2 separate regions of the Homo sapiens genome follow, and region 1 is linked to region 2. A link is a loop called in an ENCODE intact Hi-C map of the cell type or tissue named here. Cell type or tissue: HCT116. All regions are shown on one strand. Each heading gives the region's core, and the rest is flanking DNA. Links, peaks and the distances in the headings are about the cores only. Region 1 overlaps SRRM3 (serine/arginine repetitive matrix 3). Region 2 has its middle 4.1 kb from the start of FPASL.

The links. Hi-C counts contacts between places; a loop is a spot of excess contacts. Peaks named below come from ENCODE experiments on the same cell type or tissue, not always from the same donor. Only the 100,000 strongest peaks of a DNase experiment are listed, where the experiment ranks them.
Region 1: it touches region 2 in a loop (9-fold over the local background); 12 of 110 quality-filtered maps call a loop at or near these places.

The regions. Positions count from the first base shown.
Region 1 is chr7:76,259,828-76,266,921 of GRCh38, forward strand. SRRM3 (serine/arginine repetitive matrix 3) reads left to right here. Exons shown (of 15, transcript NM_001110199.3): 4 at 79-207; 5 at 290-370; 6 at 1,047-1,076; 7 at 1,525-1,587; 8 at 1,719-1,754; 9 at 4,938-4,988; 10 at 5,537-5,641. Among named protein-coding and RNA genes, the nearest start is that of HSPB1, 39 kb to the right of the region's middle. RefSeq lists silencers at 364-658, 643-722 and enhancers at 1,611-2,134, 6,877-7,094. In HCT116, for the core only: a CTCF peak has its summit at 3,297 (motif pointing left); a DNase peak (open chromatin) is centred at 3,294.
Region 2 is chr7:76,310,623-76,317,716 of GRCh38, forward strand. No RefSeq gene overlaps it. Among named protein-coding and RNA genes, the nearest start is that of FPASL, 4.1 kb to the right of the region's middle. RefSeq lists enhancers at 3,650-3,944, 6,495-7,094, 6,964-7,094. In HCT116, for the core only: a CTCF peak has its summit at 3,815 (motif pointing left); a DNase peak (open chromatin) is centred at 3,829; H3K4me3 peaks cover 402 bases; H3K27ac peaks cover 691 bases.

The DNA.
Region 1 (7,094 bases), core at 2,208-4,707, 51 kb before region 2:
GTCAGGCCCCCTGCGCCGAGAAAAGGGGTGAAGAAAAGTCGTCCCGAGACTGGTGGTGAGCGTCCCTGTCGCCGGCAGTGTGGCGGAGACCCCGCGGCTGACCGAGGGCGCTGAGCCGGGCCTGGAGTACGCGCCCTTTGACGATGACGACGGCCCAGTGGACTGTGACTGCCCGGCCTCCTGCTACCGCGGCCACCGCGGGTACAGGTCAGCGGCCGCCGCGGCGGGGGTGGGGGGCGCGCGGGGCTGCCCCCCCTCACCGCCCCCACCCCCGCCCCTTCTCCCCCAGGACCAAGCATTGGTCTAGCAGCTCGGCATCGCCCCCTCCCAAGAAAAAGAAGAAAAAGAAAGGCGGCCACCGGAGAAGCCGGTGAGAACCGCGCCTGACCGGAGCGGGAAGGGAGGAGGAGGTGGGGTCTCTCCCCGGATGCCCGTCCCTGGCTCACAACCATGCAGCATTTGTGAGCCCCGCCCCTCTCTGAGCCCCTCCCTCGCCCTCCCCGTGCCGTCCCCCGACTAGGTGCCCTCCGGGTAACTGAACCCACCCCAGGCCTCAAGCTCCTCCCCTCGCTAGGCCCCGCCCCTCGACAAGCCCCTCCCCTTCGCTAGGTTCCGCCCCCCAAGGAGCCCCTCCCCTTCTCTGGGGCCCGCCCCTCACCGAGCCCCTCCCCTTCTCTAGGACCCGCCCCTCATCGAGGTCCTCTCCCCACTAGGCCCCACCCCTCATCGAGCCCCTCCCCTTATCTGGGATCCGCCCCTCACTGAGCCCTTCTCTAGCACCTGCCTCTCACTGAATCCCCCAGAGCCAGACTCACTGACCGGGCCCGTGTGTTACCAGCACCTGCTCCCAGTCCCCCTCTGCCCTCCCAGGGGTCCCGTGCCCACCAACACTAGTGCGAGTGGCCCTGGGGAGGAGGGGCCTCATCTGCCATCCCCGAATCTCTCTGTCCACCCTCCCCTGTCCTGCGTGAGACCCTGGCAAGTGTCTGGGGCCCCAACTAACCCCATCCATCCGTCTGTCCTTTCTTCCTGGCATCTGCCCTCAGCAAAAAGAGGAGACTGGAGTCCGAATGCAGGTCAGTGGGGACAGAGCTGGCTGGGGCCAGGGCGGGGGATGTCTGTGGGTGGGAGAGATTCCAAGGCCATCCCCCAGAGGCCGGAGGCCTGGACCCTCAGGGCCTGCACCTGGACACTGCCAAGGTGCAAGTTTTGCCCCTACAGAGGCCGTGAATCCCACCGTTGGAGCCTCTGACTTCTGGGTTTGAAACTATCTTTGCCCACAATGCCAGGGGGGACATTGTTGTCCCCACAATTGTGGGGACAACATAGGCAGCGCCATCAACTACCCTGAGGGACCTTGGCGACCCTTGGGGCCTCGGGTCACTCTGTACAAGGGACCTTGGGCTTCCTGGCCTGGAATTCCCTTTCCAGCTTCAATGTCCCAAGCACCCAGGTCTCTCCAGCCATTTCCAGCCCCCCACCCCCCACCCCAGCTCACTAGAGCCCACCTCCCTGTGTCCACAGCTGTGGGAGCTCCTCACCCCTCCGCAAGAAGAAGAAGAGTGTGAAGAAGCATCGCCGAGACAGGTACCCTTGCTGCCCCCACCCTGGGGCCTCCTCTTCCTCCCGTGGGGCCCAGGGCCAGGGCTGTGGCCCTCCATAGGTCTCCCCTGGGCCACCCCAGGCAGGCTCAAGAGAACTCCTTTATCGCCCTACAGGTCTGATTCTGGGTCCCGGAGGAAGAGACGGCACAGGTGAGCGGCGCTTTGCAGAGGACATGGTCAGTGGTCCCTTAAGGACCAAAGCCCAAAGGACGCAATGATGGGAGGGGGTTTTGAGGGTCCCACAGGGCTCCATCCTTCAGCTCCAGGGTTCCTTCCCACAGCCAGGCTGCGGGGACAGGGCAGTGGAGAAGGAGCATGAAAACCAACTGTTTGCAACCCTTGCCTGCCCCATGCATCAGCCATGACGTGGTGACCCCAAGAATTTCTAGACAACATGGCAGGTCCAATGCCCAAGGGGTGTGTCTGTCTGTGGAGGTGCCAGTTAGACAAGCAGAAACACCGAGACCCTGAATTTGCAGGGAAACAGCTCGCGAGGCAGGAGGACCTCTGTGAGCTGGGAGGGCTCCATGGATAGGAGGCAGGGTCGGGGAGCTGTGGCTAGAGGTAGAGTTTCTCGGGGACAGGTGCTAGCCTCCCAACAGGTTTGACTGCCAGGTTATGGAGCCATCCTCCACCCAGGAGGGCTGGGGGTTAGTGTGGGGGAGCTCTGAGCAGGGCAGTGGCTTGTTCAGGGTGGACTGGGGGAGGGGAGAGGAAGTGAAAGGCAGGAGTCCAGGTGGAGGCAGAGTGGTGCAGGAGAAGAGGGTTGCTGAGAAAGCAGAAAACAGCCTGAGCCAGGCACGGTGGCTCACACCTATAATCCCAGCACTGTGGGAGGCTGAGGCAGGTGGATCGCTTGAGGCCAGGAGTTTGACACCAGCCTGGACAACATGGTGAAATCCTGTCTCTACTGAAAATACGAAAATTAGCTGGGTGTGGTGGCAAGCGCCTGTAATCCCAGCTACTCGAGAGGCTGAGGCAGGAGAATCACTTGAACCCGGGTGGCGGAGGTTGCAGTGAGCCAAGAGATTGCAGTGGAGTGCACAGCACTCCAGCCTGGGTGACACAGCGAGACTCTGTCTCAGAAAAAAAAAAAAAAAAAAACAAAGTCTGGGTGTGGTGGCTCATGCCTGTAATCCCAGCACTTTGGGAGGCCGAGGTGGCTGGATCATTTGAAGTCAGGACTTTGAGACCAGCTTGGCCAACATAGTCAGTCTCTACTGAAAATACAAAAATTATCTGGGCATGGTGGCGGGTGCCTGTAATCCCAGCTACTTGGGAGGCTGAGGTAGGAGAATCGCTTGATACTGGGAGGAGGAAATTACAGGGAGCTGAGATCGCACCACTGCACTCCAGTCTGGGCGACAGAGCAAGACTCCATCTCAAAAAAAAGAAAGAAAGAAAGAAAGAAAAGAAAAGGAAAGGAAAAGAAGGGAAAAGGGAAAGGAGAGGAGAGGAGAGCTCGGAAGGAAGTTGTGGGGCAGTCACATTCCAGAGGTGGCATCAGAGCCAGACCCCCTTCCAGCAGCCCAGAGGAAGGGCAGAGTCTGGAGTTCCTTCTTTGTAGTGGGAATTTGCCAAGTAGGGGAGGAGCCTACATAAACACCTAATCCTGCCCCTCCAATGTCCCCAATTTTTCATCTTCCCCTGGCCTCCCAGTGTCTATGGATCAGTGTGGGTCCCTACTGCCCCCAAGTGGCCACCATTAGCTTACACACACCCTCTGGCCAGCTCCCATCCTTCCTGGACAGGTCCTAAAAGTGAACTAGGAATAGACCAACTTCCAATGGGGAGACTGAAGCCCAAAGCAGGCTCCAGCACCCAAACCCATAGCCTCCGGGCCTTCCCCGCAGTCACTCTGCTCCTGTGGGAGCACATTTCTGTGTTCCTTAGTATGGCTTTGTTTTGGGGTCAGAAGGACTGAAGGGATCTGGTGGCACCAGGGAGGATGGGGCTGAGGATTGGGGTTGGGTGAGACCTTTGAGGGCTAACCAGAAGCTTCTCAGGCCTTTCATCAAAGGTAGAGGGTGCTGGGTTGGGGGGCTTGCCCCAGAGGGCTGGATGGGATGTGACAGGAAGCTGTGGGAGTTGGGAGGGGGCAGCCCTGCAGATGGATCCAGAGATGTCATTCAAAAGCAGGGAGATTGGCCAGGCACGGTGGCTCACATCTGTAATCCCAGCACTTTGGAGGGCTGAGGTGGGCAGATCACTTGAGGCCAGGAGTTCGAGACCAGCCTGGCCAACATGGTGAAATCCTGTTTCTACTAAAACAAACAAACAAACAAACAAAAAATAGCCAGACGTGGTGGCAGGCTACTGTAATCCCAGCTACCTGGGAGGCTGAGGCATGAGAATTGCTTGAACCTGCAAGGTGGAGGTTGCAGTGAGCTGAGATTGTGCCACTGCACACCAGCCTGGGCAACAGAGCGGGACTCTGTCTCAAGACAAAAAAAAAAAAAAAAAAAAAAAAAAAAGCAGGGACATCATGCCCTTGGGAAAGCATTTCTTTCCTAAACCCCTGGTGAGCTGGCCTAGGGCTGGGCCAGTCTGGGAGCACACGGAGGAAGGGGGCACAGGAGGTATGATTATCAGGCCACACCCCAATACTCAAGGGAATGAGTATTGGGCATGTCCCAAGTCCAGTACCAAAAGACAAGAGCAAATCACCATTTCTATCTGGCCCAGACCTAAGGCTTGAGGCTGCCACACCTGCAAACAGCAACCCCTGCCTTTTTTTTTTTTTTTTTTTTCCTGAGACGGAGTTTCACTCTTATTGCCCAGGCTGGAGTGCAAAGGCGCGATCTCAGCTTACGCAACCTCCGCCTCCCAGGTTCAAGCGATTCTCTTGCCTCAGCCTCCCTAGTAGCTGGGATTATAGGCACACACCACCACGCCTGGCTAATTTTGTATTTTTAGTAGAGACTGGGTTTCTCCATGTTGGTCAGGCTGGTCTCAAACTCCTGACTTCAAGTGATCCACTGGCCTCAGCCTCCCAAAGTGCTGAGATTAAAGGTGTGAGCCACCATGCCCGGCTATAGCACCCCACTTTATCTGGGGCCAGCCACACTTCTGTGGCCCTCCCAGACTGGGCAGCATTTGCGACCCAGGGAGGTGTTCACGGGCCAGGACTTCCAGGAGGAGGAAGGCCGGAGCTTTGGCTGAGTGAAAGGGACAAAGGGGTGGAGTAGGATGGAAAAGTCCCCGCCAGCCATGGGGCTTAGGCCCTAGAGTGGAACAAATCTCAGATCCACACCTGAGTATACCCAGGCTCCAGGGCACGAAGGCCACACCCTCCCCGGGCCACACCATCACTGTGGTCTCTGCTCTCTGCAGATCTCGAAGCTCCAAGTGCAAAAGAAAAGAGAAGAACAAAGAGAAGAAGAGGTAAGCGCCCTCCCTACTCTCCAGCCCCCCATTCGTTCTCCCTCCCGCCCCAGCAAACTACGCCTTTTAGAATCACAGAATCAGGCCATTAAAGGTAGCTCATTTTGCCCAGATGGAAAAATTAAGATCTAGAAAGAAAGCCAAGGGCTCTTGCTGAGTCAGAGCTTGAACCAAAACCCAGGCCTCTTGCCTTCCAATCCAGGGTCCTCCCAAGCCCAGTCCTCGTGACTCCCACCCTCCTTCCTCCCACCCCACAAGTCCCAGGATCACCTGCTGAGGGCTGAGGGGGGTCTTGGGAGGCTGGGGTTGTCTAGAGAAAAGGGGGCCTTTTACTAATTCTCACAGATGACCCATATGGACCAGATAGGCTCTGCAGCCAGCACCAACACTGCTGATGTACCTTTTATAGGAGACTTTAGGGGACTGATGAACACTGGCTTTCAGTAGGGTTCCACTGGGATCCTGGTGGGAGGCTGGGCAACTTGGGGGCTGGGGGGATCACGGGGGGCAGAATTGAGGTACAGGCTGATTTCCCCCATCCACGCCAGGCCTCACACAGAGTCCCCAGGCCGGAGGTCTCATCGCCATAGCAGTGGCAGCTCCCACAGCCCCTCCCTCTCCTCCCACTACAGTGATTCCAGATCTCCCAGCAGGTAGGCCTGGGCCTCTGGGAGGCTTTCTCCTGGTGGGGGATGAGGGTTGCAGATTAAACACCCCCAAGGGCTGGGGAGCAGGGCTGGTGGACAGAATGTCAATTCATCGGTGGGTAGAAGTTTATCAGGGGTAGCCAGGTGTGGTGGCTCACTGCTGTAGTCTCAGCACTTTGGGAGGCCAAGGCAGAAGGATCGCTTGAGGCCAGGAGTTCGAGACCAGCCTGGGCAACATAGACTTCCTTCTTTAATTAAAAGTAATAATAATAATTATTACTTTTATTATATATAATTATATATATTTAATATTTATATATATTTATATATTTAATATTTATATATTTTATATATTTAATAAATATTTATATATATATATATATATATATATATATATTTTTTTTTTTTTTTTTTTTTTTTTTTTGAGACGGAGTCTCGCTCTGTCGCCCAGGCTGGAGTGCAGTGGCGGGATCTCGGCTCACTGCAAGCTCCGCCTCCCGGGTTCACGCTATTCTCCTGCCTCAGCCTCCCAAGTAGCTGGGACTACAGGCGCCCGCCACTACGCCCGGCTAATTTTTTGTATTTTTAGTAGAGACGGGGTTTCACCGTTTTAGCCGGGATGGTCTCGATCTCCTGACCTCGTGATCCGCCCGCCTCGGCCTCCCAAAGTGCTGGGATTACAGGCGTGAGCCACCGCGCCCGGCCTTATTTATATATTTAATATATATAAATATTTATATATTTAATATATATAAATATTTATATATTTAATATATATAAATATTTATATATTTAATATATTTATATTTAATTATATTATATATTTATATATTTAATATAAATATTAACATATTTTAATATAAATATTAATATATATTTCAATATAAATATTAATGTATATTTTCATATAAATAATATATTTAATATATTTATATATTTTAATTTATATATATTTATATATCTATATATAAATATAGATATATATTTTAATATTTATATATATTATAAATATTTATATATTTTATATATTTATATATTTAATATATAAATATTTATATATTATATATTTAATATATAAATATTTATATATTAAATATATAATATATAAACATTTATATATTATATATTTTATATATTTATATTTAATTATGTTATATATTAATATATATTTAATATATTTATATATTATATATATTATTATATATATTTATATATATAATATATATTTTGAGACGAGTATTGCTGTGTTGCCCAGGCTGGAGAGCAGTGGTGCAATCTTGGCTCACTACAACCTCCGCCTCCGGGATTCAAGCAATTCTCCAGCCTCAGCCACCCGAGTAGCTGAGATTACAGGCGTGCACCACCATGCCCGACTAATTTTTGTATTTTTAGCGGAGATGGGATTTCGCCATTTCGAACAGCCTGGTCTCGAATTCCTGACCTCAAGCGATCCGCCTGT
Region 2 (7,094 bases), core at 2,842-5,341:
TGGCTTGGCTGAGAAGGGACGGCTCTGGATCAATAACAGACTCGTGGGATGGCCTCGGGCAGGAGCACGAGGGTGGCAGAGCCTCCCTGGCTGGCCTGCAAACAAAAAGCAAGTGTCCAGCCAGGGCTCTCGACTCAGCCCAGGGAGAAAAGAGCACAGCTGGGGACCCTGGGAAAAACAGACTCCCTCTGGGCGGGGTTCCTATAGCATAACAGCCCCTCCCACCCTTCTTCTCAGCTGGGTACAGCAGCTGCCCTGCCTAAGATGACAGTGATGGTATCAGCAGCTGACTCTGGTAGAAGGAAGTCTTCCCCCTCCCTGCCCACCGCCCCAGGACTGAACAAGGGGGCAGAGCCTGCCAGGAGGGATTGGGGTTAAAGAATGAATCAAGGCCAGGCGCAGTGGCTCATGCCTGTAATCCCAGCACTTTGAGAGGTTGAATCGGGAAGATCGCTTGAGCCCAGGAGTTCAAGACCAACCTAAGCAACATAGTGAGTCCCCATCTTTACCAAAAACGTTTTTAAAAATTAGCTGGGGCTGGACACAGTGACTCACACCTGTAATCCCAGCACTTTGGGAGGCTGAGGCAGGTGGTTCATCTGAGGTCAGGAGTTCAAGACCAGCCCTAACCAACATGGCGAAACCCTATCTCTACTAAAAATACAAAAATTAGCTAGATGTGGTGGTGCTTGCCTGTAATCCCAGCTACTCAGGAGGCTGAGGCAGGAAAATCGCTTGAACCTGGGAAGCAGAGGTTGCAGTGAGCCAAGATTGTGTCATTGCACTCCACCTGGGCAACAAGTGTGAAACTCCATCTCAAAGAAAAAAAAAAATTCTGAGCATGGTGGCATATGTTTATAGTCCCAGCTACTCAGGAGGCTGAGGCAGGAGGATGGCTCGAGTCCAGGAGGTTGAGGCTGCAGTGAGCTATGATCATACCACTGCATTCCAGCCTGGGCAACATAGTGAGACTCTGGCTCTACTAAAAATAAGAAATTATCTGGGCACGGTGGTGCCTGCAGTCTGATCTACTTGGGAGGCTAAGGCGGGAGAATCTCTTAAGCCCAGGAGTTCGAAGCTACAGTGAGCTATGGACATGCCACTGCACTCCAGCCTGGGTGACAGAGCAAGACCTTGTCTCTAAAAAAAATAAAGAATTGATTGAGGCGGCAGGAGTAGCTCCATGTTTAGGAAAAAGCCAGCCGGGCGAGGTGGCTCACACCTGTAATCCCAGCACTGTGGGAGGCCGAGGCAGGCGGATCACCTGAGGTCAGGAGTTCAAGACCAGCCTGGCCAACAGGGTGAAACCCCATCTCTACTTAAAAATACAAAAAATTAGCCAGGCATGGTGGCGGATACCTGTAATCACAGCTACCCTGGAGGCTGAGGCAGGAGAATTGCTTGAACCCAGGAGGCAGAGATTGCCATGAGCTGAGATAGCGCCATTGTACTCCAGCCTGGGCAACAGAGCAAGACTCCATCTCAAAAAAAAAAAAAAAAAAAACCAGGGAAAAAGCCCAGGGCTGGGGCCAGACCTTGGTTTGGGCCCGCTGCACCCTGGCGGAGACATGGGCTGGGGTGCAGCCTGGCCCTGGGCTCAGTTTCCATTCTGAGACTTCACTTCTGGGGGACCTCTGGTTGTCTGTTGGTGTTGTCAGTCCCATGCAGGGTGACGATCTAGGGGGAGTCATGAATAGTGGAAGCTACCCAGGTCCCCTAACAATCGTAGGAAGACCAAAGTCCCAGGGGGACTTGAGGATATGCAGATATTTCTGTGCATGACCAACAAGGGCCTGGGTGAGAAAGGCCTTCAGTCTGGCCCCTGACCCCACTAAGTAACCCCTTTTTTCCCTATGTCGTTCTGCTCTCCATATGATGGGCTCCTCAAAGTCCTCTTAGGAATGGCTGGGAGCGTCTATGTCTTCAGGCTGGTGGGACCACAGGATAAGGAGGTTGAAAACTTAATCAGGTGGATGGATGACAAAGAGGTCACTCCCGCCGGGTGCAGTGGCTCACACCTGTAATCTAGCACTTTGGGAGGCCGAGGCGGACGGATCACTTGAGCTCAGCAGTTCAAGACCACCCTGGGCAACATGGTGAAACCCAGTCTCTACCAAAATACAAAAAAAATTAGCCAGGCATGGTGGTGGGTGTCAGTAGTCCCAGCTACTCGGGAGGCTGAGGCATGAGAATCACTTGAGCCCGGGAGGTGGAGGTTGCAGTGAGCCAAGACTGAGCCACTGCACTCCAGCCTGGGTGACAGAGCGAGACTCCATCTCAAAAAAAAAAAAAAAAAAGGTCAGCCAGCGCAGTGGCTCACACCTGTAATCCCAGCACTTTGGGAGGCTGAGGCAGGCAGATCACGAGGTCAGGAGTTCAAGACCAGCCATGACCAACATGGAGAAACCCCATCTCTACTAAAAATACAAAATTAGCCAGGTGTGGTGGTAGGCGCCTATAGTCCCAGCTACTCAGGAGGCTGAGGCAGGAGAATGGCATGAACCCAGGAGGCAGAGGTTGTGGTGAGCTGAGATAGTGCCATTGCACTCCAGCCTGGGCAACAAGAGCAAAACTCCATCTCAAAACAAAAACAAACAAACAAACAAACAAACAAAAAAGAAATCACTCCCTTCTTTGGGTTCACCTACCCTCTCTTGGCCCTCATGCCCTCACTGGACCCCTCGTGAGTTCCCATCTGCCCCACTGATTCTGTCCCTCCCTGACTCAGCTCCACTACCTGACTGTACCCCTCCCAACACCAAGTCCCTCCTCGCACAGGAAATCCGTTCTTTCTTTCTTTTTTTTCTTTTCTTTTTTTGAGACAGAGTCTCGCTCTATTGCCCAGGCCAGAGTGCAGTGGTACCATCTTGGCTCACTGCAGCCTCCTCCCAATGGGTTCAAGTAATACTTGTGCCTCAGCCTCCAGATTAGCTGGGATTACAGGTGTGCACCACCATACCCAGCTAATTTTTGTATTTTTAGTAGAGACGGGGTTGCACCATGTTGGCTAGTCTGGTCTTGAACTCCTGACCTCAGGTGATCCGCCCGTCTTGGCCTCCTGAAGTGCTGAGATTATAGGCATGAGCCACCGTGCTTGGCTTCTTCTTTTCTTTTTGTTTTCTTTTTTAGAGACCAGGTCTCACTCTGTCTCCAGGCTGGAGTACACTAGTGAGATCATAGCTCACTGCAACCTCCAACTCCTGGGCTCAAGCAATCCTCCTGTCCAGCCTTCCGAGTAGCTGGGACAACAGGTGTGCGCCACTATACCTGGTAAGTTTCTAATTTTTTGTAGAGATGCGGGTCTCACTATGTTGCCCAGGGAGGTCTCGAACTCCTGGAATCAAGTGATCCTCCTGCCTCCACCTCCCAAAGTGTTGGGATTACAGATGTGAGCCGCCTCACCTGGCCTTTCTTGGAGTTCACCCGTCTTCCCTGAGCTCCCACCCCATGACTGCACTTCCTCACTTCCCCACTCTCCCCTCCCTTGTTTGAGGCCCCTCCCCTCTCTGAATTCCACCCCACCTGTCTCTGAACCCTGATGCCCAAACTATCCCTTTGTAATTCCTCCCGTGGCCCCAAAGACCCCTCTTCTCCAGGTCTGCCCAGCCTGAAAGCCTTGAACCCTGGGAGCAGCCCCACAGACCGATCCCCTCAGCAGGGGGTAGTGGGCTCTGGGTGGGAGAAAGATAAATCAATCCCCACCCGGGCTCAAGTCAAGATCAGGCAGGAAGCCTCAGCCCCTCCCACACGGAGGATGGAGCTGTGCGCAGGCAGGCCCGAGACTGCCCCCTAGAGGACGCCCTGGGGTTTGCGGACCCACATCGCCCCACTCCCAGGCCCAGATAGGACAGTAAGCGACTGCCCCCTGGTGCCCTCCCAGAGAGGATGAATTCCTCAGGCACCAACACTGCCCAGTCCAGAACCTTCAGGAATCTCTGCCCAGGTTCTGAGCCCTGTAGAGCGCAAACAGGGGCAATTGACTTGGTCTTGGCCAGACGCAGTGTCTCACACCTGTAATCCCAGCACTTTGGGAGGCTGAGGCGGGAGGATCGCTTGAGCCTAGGAATGTGAGACCAGCCTGGACAACATAGTGAGATCCCTTCTCTACAAAAAAAAAAAAAAAAAAAGGAAAAAGTAGCCGGACATGGCATGGCAGTAGGTGCAAACCTACAGCCCCAGCTGCTCGGGAGGCTGAGGTGGGAGGATTGCTTGAGCCCAGAAGCTTGAGGCTGCAGTGAGATATGATCACAACACTGCACTCCAGCCTGGAAGACAGAGCGAGACTCTGTTTCTTATAAATAAATAAATAAATAAATAAATAAATAAATAAATAAATAAAACAAAGAGACAAGCCGGACATGGTGGTTCATGCCTGTAATCCCAGCACTTTGGGAGGCTGAGGCAGGTGGATAACTTGAGGTCAGAAGTTCAAGACCAGCCTGGCCAACATGGTGAAACCCCGTCTCCACTAAAAATACAAAAATTAGCCAGGTGTGGTGACGGATGCTTGTAATCCCAGCTACTCGGGAGGCTGAGGCAGGAGAATTGCTTGAACCCAGGAGGTGGATGTTGCAGCAAGTTAAGATTGTGCCACTGCACTCCAGCCTGGGTGACAAAGCGAGACCCTGTCTCAACAAAAATAAAAAGAGGCCCAGTCTTGAAAAACTCTGACACCTCCCCACTGCCCCTCTCCCCAGCCCCACACCCAGCACGCCTTTAGCCCGGTTCTCCTCTGCCCTGGGCTTCAGTTTCCAAGGGCCTTCAAGCCTCCCTGAATTTCCCTCCTGGAAGACCCAGCCCACTCTCTCTGCCTTGGAAGGGTCTGGCAGCCAAGGCCTGAGCCCGGGCTCCTGCCCCACCCTGTCACACCCTCTGCTGCAGGGGGGTTGACCACTGTTTCCACTCTGATCCTAATCAGAACTGGCACATTTTAGGAGGCACCTGCTAGCTGCCAATCACTCGTTAGCTTATTAAATCCTCATAGCAACCCCACTCCACTGAGCGGCAGCACGGGATCGCAGTTATGGTTGCAGGAACTCATGTCACACTGCCTGGGTTCAATCCCACTTGGCCACTTACTTCTTAGCTGTGGGACCTTGGGCATGTTGCTAAGTCTCAGTTTCCTCATCTGCAAATGATGCAACTATATGAATTAATACCTAAGAAGTATTCTTTTTTTTTTAACTGAGTTTCATTCTTGTTGCCCAGGCTGGAGTGCAGTGGCACTATCTCGGCTCACCGCAACCTCTGCCTCCCGGGTTCAAGCGATTCTCCTGCCTCAGCCTCCCGAGTAGCTGGGACTACAGGTACCTGCCACCACACCCGGCTAATGTTGTATTTTTAGTAGAGATGGGGTTTCTTTTTTTTTTTTTTTTGAGACGGAGTCTCGCTCTGTCGCCCAGGCCGGACTGCGGACTGCAGTGGCGCAATCTCGGCTCACTGCAAGCTCCGCTTCCCGGGTTCACACCATTCTCCTTCCTCAGCCTCCCGAGTAGCTGGGACTACAGGCGCCCGCCACCGCGCCCGGCTAATTTTTTGTATTTTTAGTAGAGACGGGGTTTCACCTTGTTAGCCAGGATGGTCTCGATCTCCTGACCTCATGATCCACCCGCCTCGGCCTCCCAAAGTGCTGGGATTACAGGCGTGAGCCACCGCGCCGGGCCGAGATGGGGTTTCTTTATGTTGGTCAGGATGGTCTCTAACTCCCGACCTCAGGTGATCCACCCATCTCGGCCTCCCAAAGTGCTGGGATTACAGGCATGAGACACCATGCCTGGCTTTTTTTTTTTTTTTTTTGAGACAGGATCTTGCTCAGTTGCCCAGGCTGGAGTGCCATGGCACCATTACAGCTCACTACAGCCTCGAATTCTTGGACTCCAGCTACCCTCCTACCTCAGCCTCCCAAGTAGCCGGGACCACAAGCATTTGTCAATATGCCTGGCTAATTTTGTAATTTTGGTAGAGATAGGATCTCGCTATGTTGCCCAGGCTGGTCTGGAACTCCCAGTCTCCAGCGATCCTCCTGCCTCAGCCTCCCAAAGTGCTGGGATTACAGGCTTGAGCCTCTGCACCCAGCCACTGTGAAGTCTTTAGAAGGCTGCTGAGAGCCGATAGTAAGCACTCAGTCACTGCTAGACATTTTTGAGGTAGGTTGTATTATTCTCGTTTTACAGATGTAGAAACTGATCCTCTAAAAGGCTAAATACCTTGAGAGGTTATGTCACCTAATTAGGACATGGTGGGATGAGAATCCAAATCCTGAGCTCTTAAGCTTTTGTCCCCCAACAGCCCTTTATTCAGAAAATGAAACATTGGGTCGGGCACAGTGGTTTTCACCTGTAATCCCAACACTTTGGGAGGCTGAGGCTTGAGGTCAGGTACTCGAGACCAGTCTGGGCACCACAGTGAGACTGTTTCTACAAAAAAAATTTAGAAATCAGCTGGGTATGGTGGTGCACACCTATAGTCTCAGCTACTCAGAGCCCAGGATTTGGAGGCTCCAGTGAGCTATGATTGCACCACTGCACTCCAGTACAGCCTGGGCAACAGAGTGACACCTTGTCTCTAAAAAAGAAAGAAAAAGAAAATAGACATTGCTGAGCGACAGAAATCCCACCTTTCTAAACAGTCAGCAACCTCACTGGAGCTGATTTTTAATTCCTAAATCCAGCCTTGATAGTGACTTGGGCAACTCAACTCCCTCTCGGCCTGGGATTATACAACTCTATGTCAGGAGATGGGAAGCGGGGAGACTGGGTGTCTTTATTCCATTTCTGACATCTTTCAGGACTGATGATGGGGGAGGGCCCTGGCCCTGGCTGGCAGCCACTGTTCGATTCAGTTATCATCATCAGGACCGTGGGAGGGAAGGGTATTGGAGCAGAGGACCTTGAAGGGCGCACAGGAGGCTGATGGGGCTGTAACACCTGGGGCATGAGGGCAGCGGAGGTTGGACAGGCAGGTTGGGACCTAGCTGTGGAGGGCCTGGGATACCAAAGAGAGGCAGGACCTGGCCTCAGTGTCGCCAGGACACCAGATCTGCCCCCTCCCTCACTGTTGCACCATGGCTCCCGCGTGTAAAGTGATGGAACCCG